Regions from separate parts of the Homo sapiens genome. Here regions 1 and 2 are each linked to region 3. Evidence: chromatin loops called from intact Hi-C (ENCODE). Cell type or tissue: OCI-LY7. All regions are shown on one strand.

Evidence for each region. Hi-C counts contacts between places; a loop is a spot of excess contacts. Peaks named below come from ENCODE experiments on the same cell type or tissue, not always from the same donor. Only the 100,000 strongest peaks of a DNase experiment are listed, where the experiment ranks them.
Region 1: it touches region 3 in a loop (4-fold over the local background); 14 of 110 quality-filtered maps call a loop at or near these places.
Region 2: a loop joins it to region 3, with 3 times the contacts of the local background. A loop is called at or near these places in 2 of 110 quality-filtered maps.

Annotation. Positions count from the first base shown.
Region 1 is chr7:70,025,052-70,033,051 of GRCh38, reverse strand. The region is part of intron 2 of AUTS2 (activator of transcription and developmental regulator AUTS2); the gene reads right to left. Among named protein-coding and RNA genes, the nearest start is that of AUTS2, 430 kb to the right of the region's middle. In OCI-LY7, no CTCF peak of the experiment used is centred here; DNase peaks (open chromatin) are centred at 2,841, 2,951, 4,121 and 4,941; H3K4me3 peaks cover 1,034 bases; H3K27ac peaks cover 2,221 bases.
Region 2 is chr7:69,821,116-69,829,115 of GRCh38, reverse strand. The region is part of intron 1 of AUTS2 (activator of transcription and developmental regulator AUTS2); the gene reads right to left. Among named protein-coding and RNA genes, the nearest start is that of AUTS2, 230 kb to the right of the region's middle. In OCI-LY7, a CTCF peak has its summit at 3,889; DNase peaks (open chromatin) are centred at 3,625, 3,885, 4,275, 4,575 and 3 weaker places; H3K4me3 peaks cover 6,152 bases; H3K27ac peaks cover 6,686 bases.
Region 3 is chr7:69,949,130-69,957,129 of GRCh38, reverse strand. The region is part of intron 2 of AUTS2 (activator of transcription and developmental regulator AUTS2); the gene reads right to left. Among named protein-coding and RNA genes, the nearest start is that of AUTS2, 350 kb to the right of the region's middle. In OCI-LY7, no CTCF peak of the experiment used is centred here; DNase peaks (open chromatin) are centred at 3,279, 3,619 and 4,119; H3K4me3 peaks cover 2,662 bases; H3K27ac peaks cover 4,040 bases.

The DNA.
Region 1 (8,000 bases), 76 kb before region 3:
CCCTATCCCTCTCATGTTTCACCCCTAGACAACTACTAATCTACTTTCCAACTTTCCATCTCTACAGATTTGCCTATTCTGGATATTTAATACAAATATAGTCACACCATATGCAGTCATTTGTGAATGACTTTTCTTTCACTTAGCATAATGTCTTTTTTTTTTTTTACTCTGCCTCTATCTGTTCATTCAAGTATGACTCCCTGGGGACTTCTCCTGGAGTGACCAGGCAATAAAGTAAACCAACATAGCATAATTACAGGGAAGGTTAGAGGAGGAGGATACCTTACAGGGAGCTATGAAAGGGTCTGAAGCCCACAGCCCTACAGCTCATCCATTCTAACACTGCACCACTGTCCCTCACAAAGTACTCATATCCCTGTGGCTTTTAGCTTGGGAAAACTGCAAGGACATAAATGATATGTGTATACACAGTGGCTTAAAGGGTCCACAGGAAGCCTTCATGAAGTCATCAAGTGCTTAACTGTCTCAATACCATATTTTTTGTTTTATTTTTTTTAAGGATGATCATAGGTTTGGGTATAAAATTCAAATTCAGGTTCATCAGTCTAATTAAATTAAATGTCTCTATTGGAGGAGTTATTGAGCAAAAGAGATCAGTTTTTATGAGAAGGTTTTGTTCTTTTGTTTTGCAAAAACCTCAGCCATTGAAATAGTCCCCAGGAAGCCCTTTAAAATTCTAAAAATGCAAGTGAAGGGAATGTTAATTAAACGTTTCATTAATGCTTGCCATACAGTGAGCCTATTCATTTCAGTGAGGTCAAATTTATGATACAGCGGAGTTAGAATTTTATATGCTCTATGTATACTTTATAGTACATTGGGGCACCTCATAAAATTCAATTGTACAGTACATTTATGTCCTTTTTTTAAGGACCTGGATCATAATTTAAGTTTTTAAATGATTTAGAAAGGTTTATAATTTTTGCCTTTTTGCTTTTATGACCCACTATGAGAAGAACTTAGTTGGTGCCAAGACTTTAGTCAGAAACGTTAACCCCGACTACTATACTGTTTCTGTGGGAAAATGTGCTTCACTTCATAAGATGATCTCAAGAAATATACCAAAAGTAGCAGCTTTCATTCTACAGTTTCTTCTTTTCAGAAGAAAAGAAGCAGTGGTAGTGGAAGTGGTGAATTTCAAGTTTTAGTGTAGTTTTCATCTCTTCAATCAAATAGACTGTGATCAGTAGATCCTATTGCTTTTATTTCGTAAGGGACATAGAGTGCATAGTAGGTGCTAAATAAATTGATTTTCAGTTTCACTCGATGAATACACAGAAACAGGAGCAGATGTACTGCTCTTATTAGAAGGCAAAAATTAGAGCATCACTCAATTGTGCAGGAAATCTAGGGCCCCTGATCAATCTTGTAGGAAAATCTGTTCAATTACTCAATATCCTCAAAGCGCCTTCCTCAAATGAGCACGTTCAGGGGCTCAATCCATCTTCACTGAGCTATGCCAGATGAACTGTTCTAACATCTAATTCTTTTTATAAAGCAGAAAATGTTTCTCAAGCTCTTTATGGCTGATTGAACTAATTTACTGTGTAACAGGCAGCAGCCTATCTTTAGATAAATGCTAATCAGGACGTTAGTGCTCTCTTCGGTCTGACTGCCACTATTATGCTGAAAGGGAAGGTCAACAGCTAATAAACCCAGTTAACAAGCCATTCTGAACTTCACTTTAGCTTAACACTCTTCAAAGTTGCAGTCATTAAATCCATAGATTATTAGAGGCTGCTCTCCTGTTTTCACTGCACACTAAGACAAACTTTCAGTACAGTCATTAATTGAATTAACATTGTCTAATCCAATTCTATAGACTGTAAACCAAGACACAACCAAGGGGAAGGCCCTCACAAATGCCCTCACAATAAAACAATGGGAATACAGTCATCTGGGGTTAGACTCAGATTGGAGAGCGACAGGAAACATGTCATGTTAATGGTCTCTTTTCCCTTACAGTCCTCCCTCCCTCCCTTTCTTTCTTTCTTAAAATCTTTCAACAAGTAAAAGAATAGCATTTTGTGGCTCCTAAAAGATAGTTTTACACCACAGAAAAGCCAAGTGGAAAAACAGTACAGCCGTTTGTCTCATGGTCCCATACAACCCAAGACAACAATGCAGTCTCAGACAAGCCATAGTGGGATCCCGTTCTACAGGATATGACTAGGATAATTAGCTCAGTTCAAGACCCCTGAGGGACTAGGTCTTTCTGTGAAAGCCAAAGGGCTGTCAAAATATTCTAAAGTGAGACCAAGAAGCTCTAAGTCTAATTTGAAAACTATGAACGTTTTACTATTATACACCAGAGTTTTGGGTACAATGACATGGGCCATAAACTGGTTTAATCCATAGTGTATGACAAATACTAAGAGGCTCAACTCACCTGCCTTTATTAAGTATAAGAGAAGGCTAGTCCTTGTCTAATTGGTTTCTCCCTTTCAAGAAGGAGAAGGGTATATGGTGAATTCTGAAGTGGGAAGCCTGTTGTTTTCTCTGTTTTGCATATCTGAGAATACCAAAATGAGTAGCCCAAGGATGTCATATGGGAAACTTTATGCTTCACAGCGGAAAACTGGCCTGCCCCTCCAAGGTCATTACATCATTACCACGGGTCTATTCATGTGATAAGAATATTAATTTAAAATAAGTCTGAGCTTTAACAAAGAAACCTCACACCTGTCAAATGTGACATTATGATGATGTTCAGAAGAACAACAGAAGAGTAGGTGACAACTGGACTGTGGCAGCCCATGCTGTATCACATTCATTGTACAATTCAATGGTTTTCACTTCACAAGGAAATGCCCTCATCAACATGGTCACGTGATGCAGATAGGGAGGCCTTATCCACAACAACACCTGTGATTCCTGGTGTATTTGGGCCAATCATGGTAGTCTCATTCCATCATCAGTAACTGGTTTGAAGTGTGAGAATGTGATACAACTTTGGGCCACTGAACTTGTGAGTAATCTGCTGAGATTTTCTGGAAAGGTTTCCTTATACCTAATGAGAAGACATGCAGGTGTGTATCTTTGGATGTGGCAGCACCTGGAGCTTTTGCAACAAACAGCTTCTAAAATGATGTGTGGTTTGCACAGTAATGACACAGGCCAGAGGTTGGTAAATTATAGTCCACCTGTTTTTGTAAATAAAGTTTTACTGGAACTCAACCATTTACATATTTTTCATATTACGATTGCTGTGGTAAACAGATCCAACACAGATAATATGACCAGCAAAGTTGAACATATTTAATATTTTTCCCTCTGTAGCAAAAAGTTTGCTGATCTCTGATTCAGATTCACAACTAGTTGTTTTTTTCTAAATATTTCACCAATATACTTACTATACTTGAGTAGCAGTACATCTATATGACAACCGCAAAGTATTCACTTTCTTTCACTTTTAAGGTTTAAAACCTAGTTTTAAGAATTACATTATTGTCTCAGAACACGAACATTCATGGGACAGATGGAAGTTACTACAGTATTTTAGCAGAAGCATCTTTTGGATATAATCCAATTCAACAAATGTTTATTGAGCTCCGTATGTCATAATATAAGTTTCAATAAAATACCATCTCCATACTCAAGGAGCTCAAAGAAAAACAGGTGAACATCTGAAATCCACAAATAATCTGAAAAGGGGGAAGCAGACTGTGATAGGTACCCTTAAAAATAAAAAACAGAAAAAATTACCACATCGCAGAGACAGAAACATCACGTCTAATGGAGAATATTAAAAAAAAAAAAAAAAAAAAGTATCCCTGGAAAGACCTGAGGATTTGCTGTGTGTCTGGCACTGCTCTGAGTGCTCCATATTTAACTCTTAAAACAACCCACAAGGCAGATACTATCACTGTTTCCATTTTACAGTTGAGAAAAATGAGGCACAGAAAGATAAAATAACAAATGCTCAAAGTTTTCAAGCTGGGCTGAGATTCCAGCCCGTCAGTCTAGCCCCAGAGTGTGCACTCCTGTCCTATTCTCTGCTACACAGCTAAAGGGCACTTTACAAGTACCCAAGAGAGGGAGCCTTTGAGGAGTATTACTCAGTAGTCCTATGTAGCTAGAGTACAGTGTTTGGAGTAAAAGAACCAAGTAGGGGGCATACTGCTGAAGACCGTGAATCTTCAGCAGAGGAGTCTATTCTCAATTCGCAGGCAATAGAGAGCCTTGAGGGATATTCCTCAGGGTAGATAAGTATTTCATGTGAAAGGGGAAGTAGGTTATTCTGACTGAGACAAAGTAACAGATTGAAATCAGAAGATTATTAAAATCTAGTCAAGAAGCAATATGGCAGTAGCATTAAGTAATAGTAAAGAGAGAGAAAAATATTGAAGAGATGTGAGGGCTAAGGAGGAGGAGGAACAAACAAGCACAGAGGTTTTGGGCTCAGGTGGATGGGAACATCCACAGGATATGTCCATAGAAGTGACGACACCAGAAGAAGGAGCTGCATTGCTGGAGAGTAGAGACAAGATGCTGGATACAATCATTAAATGTGAAGTGAGTCAGCCTGTCAGAAACGCTATGCTGGAGCTGAGGCTTCATTTAATACTTAAAACATAGAATGATCTATAAGAAAAAGTAACAGTCCTCTGCACAGCACTTTCTAAGGGAATCGACCAGGACACTGGACCTGCCATCAAGTGGCCAGGTTCTGTCCCACTGGGACTCCTACTCAGAAATCTGCATTATGAAACTGCCAGGGTGACATAGTAATAGGGATAAAAGATAGAATGCACGAAGTTTAAGAGGTTCATAGAATGAGTAATGCGTGAACTAAACTTGGGAGGGACCTGAAAAGACACAGAGCAGAGAGGGAGGAAGCCAGGTGAAAAAGAAATGAAGATGAATACAGCTGTGTTGGCAGGAAGGAGAGGGAAGAAGAGAGAGAGTCAGAGAGCATGCAAAAGTATGCACGTGTGTGCAAGCAAGATGAGGGTGGGGGGGGCGGACAGAGCGGGAAAGAATATGAACAGTTGATGAATGTGTGCAGAAGCCTATCACCTCATCAAGATCAAGCCACAAAAGGACATTATGACTGTCTTAATTCCACTTCACATGAGGCCTTACTGAAATAAAGTTCTCCACCCTAAATAGTTTCTTACTGTTCAAAACAAACAAAAAAAAACACTTAAAGCAAATTAGAGTGGGTCTGAGTTCCTTGTACTTAAACAAGCCAGAAGAGAACACAATTTCCCATATTTCCCTGAGGTCGATCTAGGTTTAAACTGCATAGATTAGGTAAAGAACAAACATGAAGAGTCTTTCTCATTCATTAAACTAATGATAATCCTATTTCTATTATATGATAGTTCACTCTCTGAGGTCAATAGAAATGTATGCATTAGGAACATAGGCTTGATCTACTTTATGCCTTATAATGCATACCATGAAACCAGTACAATGTTTTTGACAATGTGTATCAAAATGTAAAATGCCTTTTCCTGTTTTATATAGTGTCTTAAGTTTAGTTCAGGCATTTCCAGCAAGTTCCCAGGTGATGCTGCTGCTGCTGGTCTGGGGACCACACTTTGAGAACCAATGACATAGGGGCTGGATGAAGACTTAGTAATGGAGGCAAACCCAAGGAAACACGAGAAGTGAGACAAGTCAAGGAAGAAACACTAACAAATATAAACATGTAAAGGATATCCAAGAAAGAGGGGCCAATAAAAGATACTAGCAGTTAGACCAGTATGAGGAAAACCCGACAAGGCTAAAATAACAAAAACCAACAACAGAGAGTTTCCAAAACGAAGACATCAAAAGAGTCCCTAAGTAATTCACAGACAAATACAGATGCTCCTAGACTTATCATGGGGTTATATCCCAATAAGCCCATTGTTAGTTGAAAATATCAAAAGTCAAAAAAGCATCTGATACACCTGACCTTAGCCGAGCATACCTTAAATGGGCTCAGAACACTTACATTAGCCTACAGATGGGCAAAATAATCTAACATAAAGCCTATTTTATAATAAAGTACTGAATATGTCACACTTTATTGGATACTGTACTAAACGTAAAAAAAAAAATGATTTTGCACCAAAACTATCATAAAACTAAAAAATCATAAGTCAAACCATTATAACTTAGGAACCATCTGCACATAGTATCACAGTAAAACTAACCACGAATAAGCTTCAACAAGCCAACATCTTGGCATCTGTGGGGGTTTATCTCCTGACCAAGTCCTCTCCTTCAGTTTCTCCCTCCTGTACTGCCCATTTACAAGAAACAAAGGAGCACATATGTATACCCATTCAGATATATTAAAGAAGAATATATTAATGTCTATTTCCTTCAAAATAGCAGCCCTCACCTGCTAACTATCAAGCTCCTCAAAGATTCACACAGTCATCTAAAGTTAGGAAACTTTCCCAACTTGTCGAGACAAAACTCACAGAAGCTGATCTGCCCAAAATTTGAGTTGGCAAGGTATGAGGCAAGCACCATCCACAAACATTCAAATCGTTCCATGCCAAGCTATAGGAAATGCCAACCTAGATCTCCAATTAGGCCTTGGAACAACAAGTAAGCTCTTCCTCTGTGTGTGCTTTTTAACATCCTTCAGCACTGCCTCCCATGTGTGCTGTAAGGAGCCAACCTCCAGAGAGGGAACTCACAGCCTGCTCTCACCTCTGTCTGCCCAATTCCACTTCAAAGTGCCAACAGCCTAGAAATAGCTGCTGGCAGTGACTAAAGCTAGGCAAGGGAAGGTAGAAGACAATGGCTGGGAGCTACAAAGAAGGTAAAGAGTATTATTAGAACTAGTGTCTGCTCATGAGGCCAGATCCTCAGTGAAACTAAGGAGCGTTTTCCCTTCTAGGGAATATCTGGCTAAGGGCTAAGTAAGTAGTAGTAGGTACCACCCAAAGCCTCTGGAGCCAGACCTGCAGCTGCAGCGCCCATCTTCTGTGACTAATCCCTGTGAAGGCTGAGCCAGCACATTAAGGGGTCTGGCAGCAGATAACAAAGCAATCCATCAGTGAGAAAAATAGGCCAGAGGGCACTGGGAGGTGACACTCCTTACAGCTTTTCGTGCCTAGTTCAGAAACTATCTCATCTTCTTAGGATAGTCTTTTAGTTGTACACTTTGAAAGCTGTAGGAAATGCCAACCTAGATCTCCAATTAGGCCTTGGAACAACAATAAGCTCTCCACTGTGTGTGCTTTTAACATCCTTCAGCACTGCCTCAGCTCCTTCAGCATCCTATTAAAAAAAAAAAAAAAAAAGCTTAGTAAAAAAAAGTATGCAGGCCAGGCATGGCAGCTCACGCCTGTAATCCCAGCACTTTGGGAGGCCAAGGCGGGCTGATCACCAGAGATCAGGAGTTCAAGACCAGCCTGTCCAACAAAGTGAAACTCTGTCCCTACTAAAAATACAAAACAAACTTAGCCAGGCATGGTAGTGCATGCCTGTAATCCCAGCTACTTGAGAGGCTGAGGCAGGAGAATCACTTGAACCTGGGAGGCAGAGGTTGCAGTGAGCCAAGATCCAGCCACTGCGTTCCAGCCTTGGTGACAGAGCGAGACCTTGTCTTTAAAAAAAAAAAAAAAAAAGGAAACAAAAAAAGTATGTAGATATGTTTTTCATCCAAGTGAAACACTGAAAAATAGCCAGTGATGACAGTGATGGGGGAATATTAGAGAAACAAGCAGATACAGAAGAGAGTATATCTGCAGGAAAGGCAGATTAGAGTTTGAACCTTGAGCTCTACATGGCTAAATAAAAGCTAGCAGCTCTTTAAGCCTCAGTTTCCTCACCCATAAAATAAAATTAATTCTGTCCAATCCATGGAATTGTCAAGAGGATTACATGAGATCAGAAATACAAAGCATCAAATACAAGACTCAGCACATAATAGGTATCCAATTACTGGTAGATGCTATAATGATCATTATCCTGTTACCTGAAATTCATTAACACTAATGCTGTCCCATAACCTCATTTGTGTGCAT
Region 2 (8,000 bases), 130 kb after region 3:
TGTCCAAGATCAGCTGGTTTTAGATGTGTGGTCCTATTTCTGAGGTCTCTATTCTGTTCCATTGATCTATATGTATGTTTTGGTACCACTACCATGCTGTTTTGGTTACTGTAGCCTTGTAGTATAGTTTGAAGTCAGGTAGCATGATGCCTCCTATACTGGATTATTTTATTTGCCACTTTCCAATAAGAAGAAATACAAGTTCATCAGGAAAGAATAATTTTTGCCTTATACTATGTTTTAGGAGTTATGTATCATGTCAATTCTTACAGAAAGAATACTGAAAACCCCCAAGACAGTTTTTAAATGGCTGTTTTTCATCCTCATGGCCTGTCCCCTTGCTTTGGAGAAAATGCTAGCAGAAGTGATATGGAAGCAAAGTATGAGAACACTGGACATTACAATATAATATTTATGTTAATGTCTATGTTAATTGTGTGTGTCATACTTGTGTAAAAGCATTTCCAATATTTTCTAATTTTATCTCAAACCATCCTGTATGAATGGGGTAAGATAGTTATCAGTTATAATACACTAGACTGAAGGAAACAGAAAATCCAGCCAAAATAGTTAAAACGTGATTTTTCTTTCTCACACATAACAAGAAGTCCCAAAATGGAATGGACTCAGGCTGATCAATTCAACAGCTCCACAATATCATCAAAGATAGTATCTATCTTTTGTACAGCTTTGCTGTCCCCTGCATGTGGGCCTGTCCTCTTACGCTGGCTCACGGTTCAAAGATGGCAACTGCCAATTTCAAAGCACCACATGCAGACAACAACCAGATAGAAATTATACTTCTCTTCATCAAAATCAAGGAAACGTTTTCTAGAAGTGCCCACACAAGATTTCCCCTCATGTCCAGCCAGCCAGACCTGGACCTTCCTAAGCCCATCACTGACAAGGAGTAGAAATATAATGACTGGAATAGACTAATCAAGATGTACCCCCCTGAACTCAAGTCCACATGGAAGTGAACACCTAAATAAAATCAAAGTTCTGCAAGCAAGGATGTGAGGTGAGCTGACAAATTCGCATTGACATCTCCTCCACAGCAATGCTATCAACCTTGTTTCCCAACCCATTGATCAAGTCCTCACGGAATGCTGGTCCCCAGCCTGTATTATGTAATGTGATTTGAGGCATGGCAGTTTCTACAAAAGAATTACTGCAGAGCACTCTCGTCTACAAAAGACACGAGGCAAAATTAAAAGAAGAGGAAGGAAACCATGCTGTGGGCCTTCCTCTGTGGGAACCAGCATATTCACTGGCCACAGTGCTGCAGACAACTAGGAATGAGCAGTCATAGAGACATCCCATCAAGGTTTTCAGTGACTCCGTTCAAGTACAGTAAATAAGGAACAGAACAACCCTTCTCTCATTTCATGAGACTTTAAATGCCCCTTCTGATGCCAACCAAAAAGATAAGCTTTGTTTATCTTAACCACAATTGATGAAGTCAAGTGCTTACTTCCCCTTAAATGGAAGGAGTGCTTTTCTCCACCTCCCTACACCTTTCCCCTGGCCAAGTTTTAAGTTCTTGTGTTTTAAGTAAGAAGAGCTTCATGTGGTGTTCTAAAATCCACTTCATGCTTCAAATTTCTATTGAAGAATATACTGCAGCCATCTTCAGAATCCAGGGTTTTTTTAGGGGTTTTTTTTTCCCCTCTTCTTTTTCCCCCTCTATCACGGTTACAATCCATCTACGCAGGATAAGTGCATCCTGGATGGAGGTAAGTGTGCTGCGCAAACACACAGGGAGCTCTTGAGTACAAAAACCACTTTCCTGAGTTTGAGATCCTTAACTCTGACTGTTCTCCTTACATGCAAACATAAGTTAACAGTCTCTCTGGGATTGGGGGCAAGGAAGCAAAAAGACGCTTTGCTTATAAGAGGGAGAAAAGAGGAGAGTAAAGGCAGGACAGAAAGAACACATAGTCCAAGCAGATTCCTGGGTGTGGCTCTTTTCAAAATTCCCAGAAGCTACAACCACCTCTCCATGAGCTAGTTCTGGGGCCCAAGGAAAGCATTTCCCACCCTGGACCTGTCTGGTAACTGGGAGAAACACTCCCAAAAGTCAAGAAATTAGAAAGCTCAATAGCCAAATGCCTAATAAAGACAGAGCTGACATGAAATGGGTGTTGACTCTTTATCCCTTCACAGATAAACAATGTTATTTTTATCCTAGACTTCCTTGAGATGGAAGTAAAGGTAGACAGCATAGAACACATACTAGACACTCAATAATTTGTTGGAGGAAGGAAAACAACTCATAAACCACCCCAGAAAAATGTAGTCTTCCAAAACTAAATATATTAAGCTTTAACATTATCATCCTAGACACACAACATAGACTGAGAAAAACACCTTGCCTAGGAATAAAATACCACACACAAATATTCACACTTACAATAGACTAAAAGTGAAAGTAGGCATTTTGGAGAGGCAAGATCAGAATTCTTAATAAAAGATGACACTCTCTTGACTACATCAAGTGTATATTCCCGTCTATCAACTGTGCTCTACAGAGGCAAATGGCAAGATGCTTAATATTAATAGTTGCACACGCACACACACAAGCAAGCACATGCAATGCAAATAAAGGATTCAACTATGACAGCCAGGACAGAACCCTGAGATGCCATTAGTCACATTTATAGGGTGTTCTAATCCAAGCAAAAGTACTATCCAAAGCTCAGTGTACTGAAGGGATTTACAGTCAAAAGCTGTGGATTCAAGGCCCAGGTCTATCACCTTAGGCAGGTCACTTAACCTTGCCGCATCTTAAATTTTTTTATCCATAAACTGGAGACAATAATTAGTTACTTTGCCAGTCCACAGCCGTGTGAGAGATTAAAACCTTCTGGACAGGAAAACTATAAAATAACTAACTAACTATAAGGGGTTATCCTTACTTAATATACTTCTCAATCTACAAACCAAAAAATAACAAATTATCAAACTCCCAGGCCATTCTCCCCTGTGTTCATAGAATTCTCCCTGCATGAATAACTATAGCTGCAGGACCTGATTCAATATGGGCTACCTAAAAAGGAAAAGAAAGAAAGAAGAGTTTTTAAAAGGCCCTAATTCTCTTGACTGAAAAAGGTGTCTGTGTTTAAGAGCAAAACAGGGCAATAGAGAACCTGTTTCCAGTTGGAGTGCAGAACCACAACACTCATAAGGACTAGATGCTTAAAGAGGAAATAAATGGCACTACGTTAATTGCTTCTTTACCTGACAATTTATGTTGCACACAGCAAGCCTCTGCTGATCTTAACCAAGGATCAGTTTTATGCCTCAAGCATTCCGAAGCTGGGCGTCTTCCTCCTCCTGGAACAATAAAAGTGTATGCTTGTGGACCTGCTCCCTTACGGACCACTGAAGGAGAAAGGCTCAGGGATTAAGTAAAAAGGCTAGTACATCTGGGCTCCATTCCATTATTTAGTCATCCAAAAGAAGTGAAGTGGAGGATAGTGAGCATCTAGTATATGCCAGGCACTAGACTGGCTGCAGAGGATTCAGAGATACAAAAGACACACTTGTTACCCTCCAAACCGCTACCCAAATACAACCGCATGGCTCCATTGTCAAAATCAGCACTGCAATGGAAGACAACAAGGTTACTGCTGAGAAAAAGCAGAACTGTTCTCATGCCACTGGTTCTTCCATTAAGACAGTGCTTTCGGAGGAGAGCCTCTCAGCCCAGTTATACCCTAGAATCACCTAGGGAGTTTTTTAAAAACATCAATGCCTGGGCCCCATCCCAGAGCAACTATGTATCTGGAACTGGCCCAGGCACTAAAATTTCTTAAAAGCTCTGCCAGTGATTCTAATGTGACCCCAGGGTTGAGAACCATTGTTTTAAGTCCTTCTGCCCCAGGAAGCTTTCTCTCATACTGACAGATGGCAGTAATGCATAACAGAAGAGGTCTAAAATTGTTAAAGGACATGTGGCCTCATTCATATGGATTGCAAAAATTAATATTAAAAAGATAACTATGTAAACGCTAAAGAAAGCTCTACTTACTGGCTAAATAAAGAAATTTCTTTCTAAAATGGCCCAGGAAATATGTTAGCAAAAATGTTTCTTGATTTTAAGTTACTATCCACACAAAATCACCAGTAAACAGGAGCCACCGAAGTATAGTGAAGTATTTTCTGCATAAGGTTCAATCCCACCAACCCTTTGTCTTTTAACTTGTCATTAAAAGTCTTATTGCGCAATCTCCGAAATAGATACAGCTTTTGATTGCCAGCCAAAGCAGATCAGGAAATGCAGATTAAGTAGACAGCTGCAAAGCTCAATTTCACCAGTAACTACCCCAAACCACATATAAACTCAAGCCAGAAGGAGAAGTATGGCCAATGAAAGTGCCAAATGCCCAGGTCTTTTATCTGATTGCTCTGTTTCCATGGCCTTACCAAAATGAAGGGAAAGGTGACAATGTCCACAGAAAGGAAACGCAGACACTCCAGTGGCTTGTATGGCAAGGAGGGTTCTCAGAACTGAGGGGTTGTGAAGCTGATGAAAATGATAGTGAAGCCCAACCAAGATCGGCGATTAAAAAAAAAAATCGAGGGCTGGTTTCGGTTCCTATATAAATTATACTTCTGCCACAACAATGGACCACAAGATATCAGTTCTCAGAAATAATAACAATGATTTATGACATTAAGTATCACACTTATTTTTTTTTTTTTGAGACAGAATCTCGCGCTGTCACCCAGGCTGGAGTGCGGTGGCGCGATCTCGGCTCACTGCAAGCTCCGCCTCCCAGGTTCACGCCATTCTCCTGCCTCAGCCTCCTGAGTAGCTGGGACAACAGGTGCCACCATGCCCGACTAATTTTTTGTATTTTTAGTAGAGATGGGGTTTCACCGTGTTAGCCAGGATGGTCTCGAACTCCTGACTTTGTGATACGCCCACCTCGGCCTCCCACAGTGCTGGGATTACAGACGTGAGCCACCGTGCCCAGCCGTATCACACTTATTAATAGCTATAATTTGAGTACTTACATCCAGTGACTAAGCTAATCATTCAATCTCACAATATCTCACAAAATCCTCACAATATCTCAGTGAGGTTGGTATTATTACTAACCCTATTTTATAGATGAAAAAACTGAGGCAAAGAGAAGTTCAGGTCTTGGTCAAAATCATACCTCTAGAGTTTCAAGTCCGGCTGTCTCTTCGGAATACAGAATTCTCAATTTCTCTCAAAGTATCTAACAAAATCACCTCAAAACTCATCAAATCCATTTCACTGTCAATGTTCATATGAAACGTTTACATTTTCCCTGGGTAACTGAGTTCCTCTTGCTGGTTTTTTGTTTTTTTTTCCACCTAGCAATCATGATTTTTTCCTGTATTCAGTAAGTGCTTCCTTTTATGTGCACAGAAAAATCAATGTCATGATAATGGTGGTGTAAAGCTGAAGTGATCCCCAGTATAAGTGAAACCTGTTGATTAGCAGGCCCGGCACAACTATAGTACTTTGATGTTAGTCGCCCCTAATTAAAAGAGCACTCAACAGTTAAGTACACAAACGAGTAAGCTGAAAAGACCTGTGTTAACAGCAGGGGTGATCTACCAATGTGTCCAATGCTGATGGACTGTAGCTGCTGTGGGACACATGTTTAGGCATCTTTTCATCACTGCTGCTCAACATACAGTTCAACAAGCAGGCTCCTTTCAAGGGCTCCTTACCTAAACAAATCCCCCTTGCTTCTACAAGAGTCTATGCTGAGTGGAGTTCAGATTTAACGAGGCATGCAACCTTATGCCATTCCTAGCCAACTACTGTCCTGCACAATCTAATTGCCAGGTGTAATAACCAACACTGTAGCTGCAGCTTCCACTCAGGAGAAGGCAGCAAGGCAGATACAGCAGCACATCACGCCTAAGTTATGAGACGGGACAAAGACAAGGGAGAGAGAGGTTGCTGAAAGGAAACTCAAGTGTAAGGATAGAATGATGACTTCGTTTTTTTTACAGTTCTGCCTTCCTCCCACCATTGCTAAGTACCAATATGCTTGCTAGGAAGTGGAGACAAAAATGCAAATAAGTAGCTTAGACCAAACAACTCAAAGTCCCCAGTTTCTCTGGACACTTTCTCTCACCTTCTCCCTAGTTTTCCATTTTAGATTTATTTTTGTCACTTGCAAAACATGGGGACCTCGGCAGTAAGTGGGCTGAAGTAATAAATAGGACCTTCAAAAGCTCCAGGTTTATTTCTAAAATTGCAACCTTCCTCACAACAGGAGTAGCAGCCATATGTATGATCTCATGGGATCAGGACTCAAGAGACTCCCACTAGGCAGATATTGGATTGGACTCCACTCTCAACTCTGGTTAACAAAGAAAACAGCACAGACTTTGTTTTGTTCTTCCATCATCTTGGGTGGGGCAAGATTCTATCTGTCCTGTGCTAAAACTCTTAAACTCTTTGAGATACAGTTTCATCAAACAAACTTCCATATCTTATGCTGCTTTTTCCTTTCTCTTAACACCTCCCAGCAGTCAACACTTCTGCCAAGATCAACAACTGTCCAATTATAAACAAAATGTATCATTCTATTCGCCAAAGTCTAGAATCTAGAGCAAAAAGGGTACAGGCTTTGCAGGCAGGCAGGCTTGAATCAAATCTTTTGCTTTTGGAGATGAGATCTTGCTGTGTTGCCCAACTGGTCCCAATTCCTGGGCTCAAACAGTCCTCCCACCTTGACCTACCAGGTAGCTGTGAGCCACTACAGGTGTGAGCCATAACACCCAGCATGAGTCAAATCTTGAATATGTCTCCAAGCTACATATCCTTTGGACCTTCTATAAAAATCAATCTCTGTGTTGCTAAAATTGTGATGGTTAAGCTCTACCAATGACAGGCATAAGTGGCTGGTCCACAGTGAATTGTAAATATTTCTTCCCTCTCACCCTTAACTAATATGACTCTATTGTTGCTTACATCACCATTTTTCTAGAACTCTGCTAGTTCAAGCCCTTCTCATCTGCCTCACAGTATTAAAACTAGACTAGCCTTCTAACCCATCTACTTCCCTCCAGTCACTGATTTTTTAATTAGATTCATGATTACAACTCTAATCTTGTTACTTCCCTGCTCAATAACCTTCAGTGGCTCCCCTCTGCCTTTAAAGGAAAACAAAAACTTACTAGACTTTTTTTTTTTTTTTTTTTTTGGAGACCCTGTCTCACTCTATCGCCCAGGCTGGAGTGCAGTGGTGCAATCACAGCTCACTGCAGCCTCAACCTCCTGAGCTCAATCGATCCTCTCACCTCAGCCTCTGGAGTAGCTTGGACTGTGTCCAGAGTTGGTTCCTTCTGGTGGGTTCTTGGTCTCACTGACTTCAAGAATGAAGCCTTGGACGTCAAGGTGAATGTTACAGCTCTTAAAGGTGGCACGTCTGGAGTTGTTTGTTTTTCCCGGTGGGTTCATGGTTTCCCTGACTTCAGCAATGAAGCTGCAGACCCTCGCGGTGAGTGTTGCAGCTCTTAAAGGTGGTGCAGACCCTAAGAGTGAGCAGCAGCAAGATTTATTGTAAAGAGAGAAAGAACAAAGCTTCCACAGTATGGAAGGGGATCAGTGCTGCATTGCTACCGCTGGCTGGGGTAGCCAGCTTTTATTCCCTTATTTGTCCCTGCCCACGTCCTGCTCATTGGTCCATTTTACAGAGCACTGACTGGTCCATTTTACAGAGTGCCGATTGGTGCATTTACAATCCTTTAGCTAGACACAGAGTGCTGATTGGTGCATTTACAATCCTCTTGCTTGACAGAAAAGTTCTCCAAGTCCCCACTCGACCCAGGACGTCCAGCTGGCTTCACCTCTCAGGACTACAGGTGCATGAAAAACTTACTGGACTTAAATGTGTATTTCTTCATATCTCTACTCCTCTGGATCCACCCCCATCCCCAAGTTAGATTCCAGTTCCCTCTCTCCAGTATACACACAGCACTTTATACATACTGGGCACTGAATC
Region 3 (8,000 bases):
CCAAGGCAGGCGAATTGCTTCAGCAGGAGTTTGAGGCCAGCCTGGCAAAACCCCGTCTCTCCAAAAAAAAAAAAAAAAAGAAAGAACAAAAAGAAAAAACTTAGTCAGGCGTGGTGATCCACACCTATATTTCCAGCTACTTGGAAGGCTGAGGTAGGAGGATCACCTGTGCCCAGGAGGTTGAGGCTGCAGTGAGTTGTGATCACACCACTGCATTACAGCCTGGACAATGGAATGAGACCCTGTCTCAAAAGAAAAATAAAAATAAAACCACTTGTTCTCTTTGCCAAAAGTAAATAATATAACCTACTAACATGCTTTATGAGCCATACAAACTGGAGCACATCACACAACGAAAGGCTGAAGGAGTGTGCCACTTTAGGAACTCCCACTCTTCCTTCAGGACCTGCCACACTCTACAGAGCACTGGACTGACTGTTTCACAGCCCGAGTGATGCTGCACTGTCAACTCGGATATTAAGTAACAGCAACATTTAATCTCTTCCTTAAGATGGAAATAAATCAAAATATAATTTCAACCGTTTTTTTCGTGCTCCCATGGATTATCCTAAAAATCTCGTAAGGGGTTGAGGGGAGAGAGCACATAACTCACCGTAAAGATTTCCACTCTATAGCACTGTTTCAACCGCAGGTGATCTTGATTGTAAAACCAATTTAGTGAGTAATAACGGTTACAGGTGAGTATGTATTAACAGTGTAAAACAGAAAAGGAAATATTAGAGTTTACTGCATATATAATTAAACTTTCAGTTTTATATGAGTACATGTAAGCACAGGTATGTATGTGCATTTGAGCATGTGCATATGTATGTATACTTGATGACATAAACTGTATTTGTAACTGTGAGCTGGGACAAAAAATGTTTTGAAAGCCATACTCTAGTGCTGGCATCTCATCCCATACTCCCTGGAATGAGATGCCAGCACAATTAGTGTGGTCAAAATGCCAGGTGAAGGGAGAAAGAGAAGGCAAAGCAGCAGCTGAGGCATGTTGGAAAGAACACCAGGCCTAAGTGAGATTTGCCTCTGAATGCTGGTTCTACACTGTCAAGGTGTGTCGACTAGGGAAGACACAATCCCCAAACCTCTGCTTTCTTTACCTAAAAAGTGGGGCTATGATACTTATGAAGTTGTTGTGGGAGCTACTGGAAATCAGGACTGTCACTAGACAATGTACGTCACATATAGGTATTATTGTCAAATGATAATAGTAGGGTAAACACCTCTGAGAGCAATAACTTGAGCATACCCTTAAAATGACACTGTATGGCAGATGCACCTGAATGTGTGTGTCGAGCTAGGGAGTCCCACAGTGGCCAATCCAGAGATTCATTCCTTGTCTAGGAGGAACATCTGAGCCCCCTGCCCATGCCACGGAACATGGGCCATACAGGGAATTGAGGCCCTAAACTTTGGGTTGGCATGCAAGTTGCCAGGTGAAAGTTGTTAAGGGGAGGGTGTTAATTGAAAATGCTATATAAACTGCATGCTGTTTGCAAAGCGGCTGCAGTTTTCCTGCCCAGCCCTCTGCCACTGAGCGGTGCCAGTATGTTGTCCAGTCTGCCACCACTGGACTCTCTCCCCTGTATGTAAGCCCCTAATAAAACCCCATGTCTCATTTGCTGGCTCTGGGTCTCTTCTCAGCCTCTTGAAGCTGGTGCCTTCCCTACTGAGATGAATAGAGGTTCAGCACAACAGATGATTTCTTCTTAAACTGGAGAAGTAGAGAACCTTGTTATGGAAGCTAAACACACAACAAGACATATAGCAAAGATAAGCATAGGAGAAGGCACTGTCCAGAGGTTTATGCATCCTGACCTAACTGGCAAGTCCTCTTTGATAGCAGAAGAGATAATGGTCTGTAAAGGAACACAGGTGTTGAGAAACCTTAACAGCACCCTCCCTCCCTACCACCTCTGAACACACCCTTGAGGCTACAGAAAATATAAGCAAAAGAAATGAAATACTGTTTTTAAAAACACCCCTTCTTAATATCCAGCTTCCTACAGCACAGCTTTCATTATTCATGAAGACAGCCTAAGCAATTTGTAAGCAATATGCAAAATATATTTACTTGGAAATTCAGGAAAATTCACATGGTGTTACAGAACAAATGCAAGTTGATTTATGTAGAAGTTCCACTTAAGAGCTGTTCCAGCCATCATGATGGGTTCTTACAGACAACCCCCAAAATCCATTTGGCTTCTCCAAAGGCTAGATTAGCTCTAATAATCCTAAAATATTAGACACCAAACATGAAACCCTTGCTCAGTGCAGACTGAAGACCACAAATGCCACTAATGATTGAACTGGGATCACTTGAATTTCTCAAATAGCCCCAAAGATAAAGGTTCTAAACCTGGTTGGGCCACTGACCAGCTTTATGACCTTGCATAAGGCAAAACTTCGAACTTCTCTTTTCCCATGTACAAAATAATGAAGCTGTCCAAAAATAACAAACTGGCGTTCTGTTTTATTTGGCCAGCACATTACTTTTTACAAAATGGTTTTGAGAACAAGGCACCATTCTCGCAGCAACTGGGGGGCCAAGGCAGGAGAATCACTTAAGCCCAGGAGTTCGAGCCTACAGTGAGCTATGATCATGCCACTGCATTCCAGTCTGGGCAACAAAGCTAGACTTCATCTCTAAAAATAAAAATTAGGCCAGGCATGGCGGTATATACCTGTAGTCCTAACTACTTGGGAGGCTGAGATGGCGGGACTGCTTGAGCCCAGGAGTTTGAGGTTGCAGTGAGCTATGATAGCACCACTGCACTCTAACCTGAGCAACAGAGCGAGATCCTAGCTCTAAAAAAATTAAAAATTAAAATAACTGGGTTTGAGTATATAATATTGTTAACTATAGTCACTATGTGGCATAAATAAAATTTGCTAAGAAGGTAGATACTAAGTATTCTCACTATAAAAAGAAAAGCGGTAACTATGTGGAGTGATTGATTAGTTTGATTTTGAATATTCACAATGTATACTTATATATCTCATAATCAAGCTATATACCTTAAATATATGTAAATACTTTAATTATCAACTATACCTCAGTAAAGCTACGGGGTGGGGAAGAATGGAGCAAACACTCTGCAGTCTGTCATAGGCTCCACCTCTCTCTAATAGAGAGGAAATCATAAGGGAATAGCTGCACAAATATGTTATCTGCTCAGCTGTGAGGTATATGCAGACAGATGCAGGGGAAGGCCAGCCCTTGACTCTAAAGTAGGAACTCAGTAAGGGCCCAAACAACTCTTGTTTCCAGCTGAAAGTAGTTGGGGGGGTACTAATATTACCTTCAGACCTCTTCCTCAGCAACTGACCTGAAGTTAAGTGCTCAGTCAAGCTTATGAAAAAATAGAGAACAAGGTATTTCTATGAAGAAATTTCTACAAAAAAAGAATTTCTAACGGCTTATGTACCCAAAGAGTTCTAGTATCTCTGCCTGCAGTTTCTGCTACTGGCTGGCCACCCTTCCAATGAATGGGAAATAAACAGAAGGCTGGGTCTCCCCAGATGTTGGAGAGCATTCCAGCTGCCGAACACAACCTGTTTGTAATTTTCTACTCAACCATCAGAATGAAAACACAAACCTTCAGAAAAACAGGCCCTTAAACTTCCTCCTTACTGCTGTTAGTGGTTTCTTTAATCTTTTAAGCTCTTGGGCTTAATACAGCAGCTGCCATCAAGAGTACTTATTGTTGCTGAGAATAGAAGGAAAGAAAAAAAAATCATACTAAATTCAGAAACGTGGATTTCCATTCTGCCAGAATCTAGGCTAAATGGCAGGGGTGAGGGGGACACAGTGATAATGGGAATCAGAAAGAATCACCACGTGGAAGCAGACTGGCTTGAAAGGGGCATCAGGCGTGTCTAGTGTGCTTAGGGAATTACTTTAACTCCTCACACCCCACCATTCTCCAGTTCCAACACTAAGTGCCATCCTTTTAGGACAAGATCTCTTAACAGATTCTTATCAAACAACATTGAGATAGGTTTTATGTAAATAAAGCACATGAACCCTTCTCTAGAACATGCCACTAATTTAGGGGAGGGAGGAGGGAAATTCAAAATGTAAATATCCTCAAATGTCATGGCTACACAACTTGAGCATAGGAAGAAACACATTTCCTGTCATCTAATGCAGTGATCCTCAAATGTGTCCAAAGTGCCCTCCATAGCAGAAAAGACTGATCACAAAACAAGGGATATCTATCTGTGGCCTGCTGTATGGACAATATTTCTTTCATTTTTGTGTTAATATCTTTAACACTATATGAAGATATATGAGTTCCTTTCAGTCTTTAATATGTTTGCTTAAGTATAAAATTAATGTCTTACCAAAAGCCTCAAGTGAATAGATATGAAAGGCAGGAAGATATGCCTGTTGTGTCCCTTGGGTGTTTATACTGTGACTTCATGTAGGTCCTAGTATATTGTCACATTTTCCAAAAAACACACAAGGAAACATGATCTAGTCCAATGCTACAGTTCTGATAACAGGGAAAAATAAGACCCACAGAGGCAGAAACTCATGCCCAAAGTCACACAACTTAGATATTTAACCCAGTATTACAACTACTAGTTCAATGGAATGCACTTTTCACTAATTTACAATGATCCTGCATATTAGCTTATAAATAGTAGAGGTAAACGAAAAAGCTTACTACTTAAGAATTAACTCCCTCCCTCAAAATTGCCCAAACCTTGCCAACCTTTGAGGGGGAGTCCCAGGACACATGCTGCTGCCCATGAACTATCTGCATTTGGAATCACATTAACATCTTAATAATTTAGTGAATGTTCAGCATTAATTACTTTCATTTGGTTAATTTAATATCATTTTTCCATCTTTATGACAAAAAGTATGGGTACACAAAAACATTTAAAGGACAAAGTAAACACCACAAATATAAATTTACACTTTCAGACTTTAACAGTTTTTGGAAGCAAAAAAATATAAATATTAGCCCTTGAGAGAAAACTACAAAAAAAAGGGTTCAATCCTTAGAAATAAAAAATGGCCATAAAAGTGCAGTAAAAAATAATTAGCAACGAAGGTACCTAGAATTTAAATCTGAGCACTTTCTCTTTAGGTAAATCGAGTAAAAATCACAAAACATAAAGTAACTGAAATAATCTGTTTTTCCTTCTTTCTAAATAAAACTGAAGGTCTTTCAAATCAGTTTTCCAGATTTTGAGCCAGGGGAAGAAGCCTTCAAATGGACCCAACACACAAATAATCGAGAGTTAAAGCCACATTTTTCCTCTCTAAAATAACTGACCTTTTTTCTTATATCAATAGTTCATTAGCTAATGGATACCCCTAATGAATTCCTGTTGAAAGGAAAAATCAGCTACAATCACACTTCACAGTGCAAGTCCCACAGGAACAATGAAAAACCCAGCTGCCATCTTGGAATCCTGGAATCGCCTCTTCTGATGAGGCTCCCCGTGGTCATTTTAAAAAGCATAAAAGTGTTCATTATCCCACAGGCTGTTTCTCAAACAGCCTTAGCTAATTCTCTGTGTGGATTTACTGAGTCCTCAAAAAAGCCAAATGCAAAACGGATGGCTTCTGTCCACTATCTCTGGTATTAGAGAGGCTCATCATATCCACCCTCAGTTTTCCATGGTTCCAGATGCTTTATCAGGTAGCATGGACTCTGCCTGGCCCTGCAGTTTCAGAGCACAAACTGACGAAAAGAAAATACAATCCTGATCAGAACAAGAACTGAGAAACTAGAATTCTTCCTGTTCTCTGAAGACTAAAAACTTACAATGCTACTCTTGAAGCAAAAAAAAAAGCCTGAAGACTCAAGAGTGGACCAGTGGTTGGAAGGAGGTTGAGATCACCATACCTCATAATTAGCTGAAACAACTTAGGAAGCCATTTTAAAGAAGTTCTGTTGACAAATTATAAAAACTATTTTTGCTGAGTCAAATACAATTGCAACAATATTGAAATCTACAATAAAATATTTATCTAAAGCAATCACTGTTGGAAATAAAAAAAGTTATTCCTTGCAAATTTACAGCCATACTCACTGCTATAACCTTCTCCAAATCCACCCTTTCTTCCCTCTCCCCATTCCTCATGAGCAGGGAGCCTTTAAAAAAAAAGAGAGAAAGAGAGAGACAGGTCTTGCTATGTTGTCCTGGCTGGTCTCAAACTCCTGGGCTCAAGCGATCTGCTCACCTCAGCCTCCCAAAGTGCTGAAATCACACAGACGTAAGCCACCGCACCCGACCAAATCCACCCTTTCTAAGATGGGATCTGTACTAAATATGTAAATGTAGTACTTATTGCAACGGCATGACTTTGCCATCCATGGATGGCTCCATTCCTCTTCTTTATTCACACTCCTAGAAAATCCGTATACAGCATACCTTGACATTACTTGGCCTTCACTTGGAACACTGGACCAGAAGTCATGTGGCAGTGCTTGGGTATAAGGTGATCAGAAAAGCTACTGTGAATATGCTTACACTGTTTAAGAATGAAATTAGAATAAAAGTTTTAAAATGAAAATATGCCAAAAATTAGCAACCTATAATTATAATAGAACTTTTTGAGAAGTAACTTAACACACTGTCTCCCAACATATTATTTCATCCTCCAAATCTGCCAGTGCATAACTTTTCCATTTTAAAAATAAAAAAACTATGTTGAAAAAAATTAAATATCTTGCCCAAAATCACATACCTAGAAAGTGGCTGAACCAGGATTTGATTCATTTACCTAACTCCAACATCCACATTATTTCTGCTTGCTCATGCAAATTTCAATGGGATATATATTGGTAAAATTTAGCTTTGAAAGTCTGATTTTCTGAGCCTTGGAATACACAGAGCTGCTCACAAAGTATGGTGCAGAAACTTTGTGCTACGTTTTTAAAATTTATATAGGTATAGATATAGATATATAGCTAACAGTTTTATTTTGTCCAGTATGGCAATATAACTGGCAATTTTTGAGGAGAAAAAAAACAGTATATGTTCTAAGCAATACTTAGGGAAAAATCAGCCCCAATTATTCATTCAATTGATCTCTTGTAGGAATGGCAAGTCATCTCAGTCTAAAACACTGAGGGTCTCCATAGTCATCTAATGCTGCAATGACCTTCCTGAAGTACCTGAAGTACACACCAGAGTTAAGATCATAATTAGATCCAAACATTTATTAAGCATCCAGTTCAATTTAACAAATATCTATTAATTATCTACTATGCACCAAGCACAAAGGAATGTGCCAGCAATACAAACAAAGGCAGTAACTGAACCAGACAAGGTGCTTCTAAAGAAGTCCAGAGCACAGACAGGGGAATCCTAAGAGCCAGGCTACAACCAGGTGCTACAGAAACATTTGGAAGAAGAGCATCATGGAAAGTTCATGGAGAATGTGACATTCTACTCAGATCTTGAAAAAATGAACAGCAAATTTCCTGATAACATTAGGAACATTAAGTGTTTCTAAACAGAATCAAATCTAAGTTTAGACTATATATCTGATAGTGGCTTCAATTGGGAGGTAGAAAAACTAAAGTAAATCTTTTAATGTAGTTTATTGTGCAAGGCAAAATGCACACTGGTTAGAAGCAATGGCTTTGCTAATTGCTAGCTCTATGACCACAGGCAAGTGGTGTTAGCTTTTTCTAAGTCTCAGCCACCTTATCTATAAAAATGTGGACAAAAATAGCACCTACATGACAGGTTGATTGTGAGAACTGGATGGGATGATTCGTGACAAACATTTAACACAGTAACTGACCCACAATAAGCACTCAGTATATGTTTCATTACTGCTGAGGCATGAGACAACAGGGAAACTATCTTGCAGGCATTTTCCATTTGTCTTTATGTATGTTACATCATATGCATTACATACACGCACTAAGTTACATCCATTCTGTTCATCACTTGGGTTTATGATGTTCTAATGGTAGATAAGTGCAAATTACAATAAGGCTAGG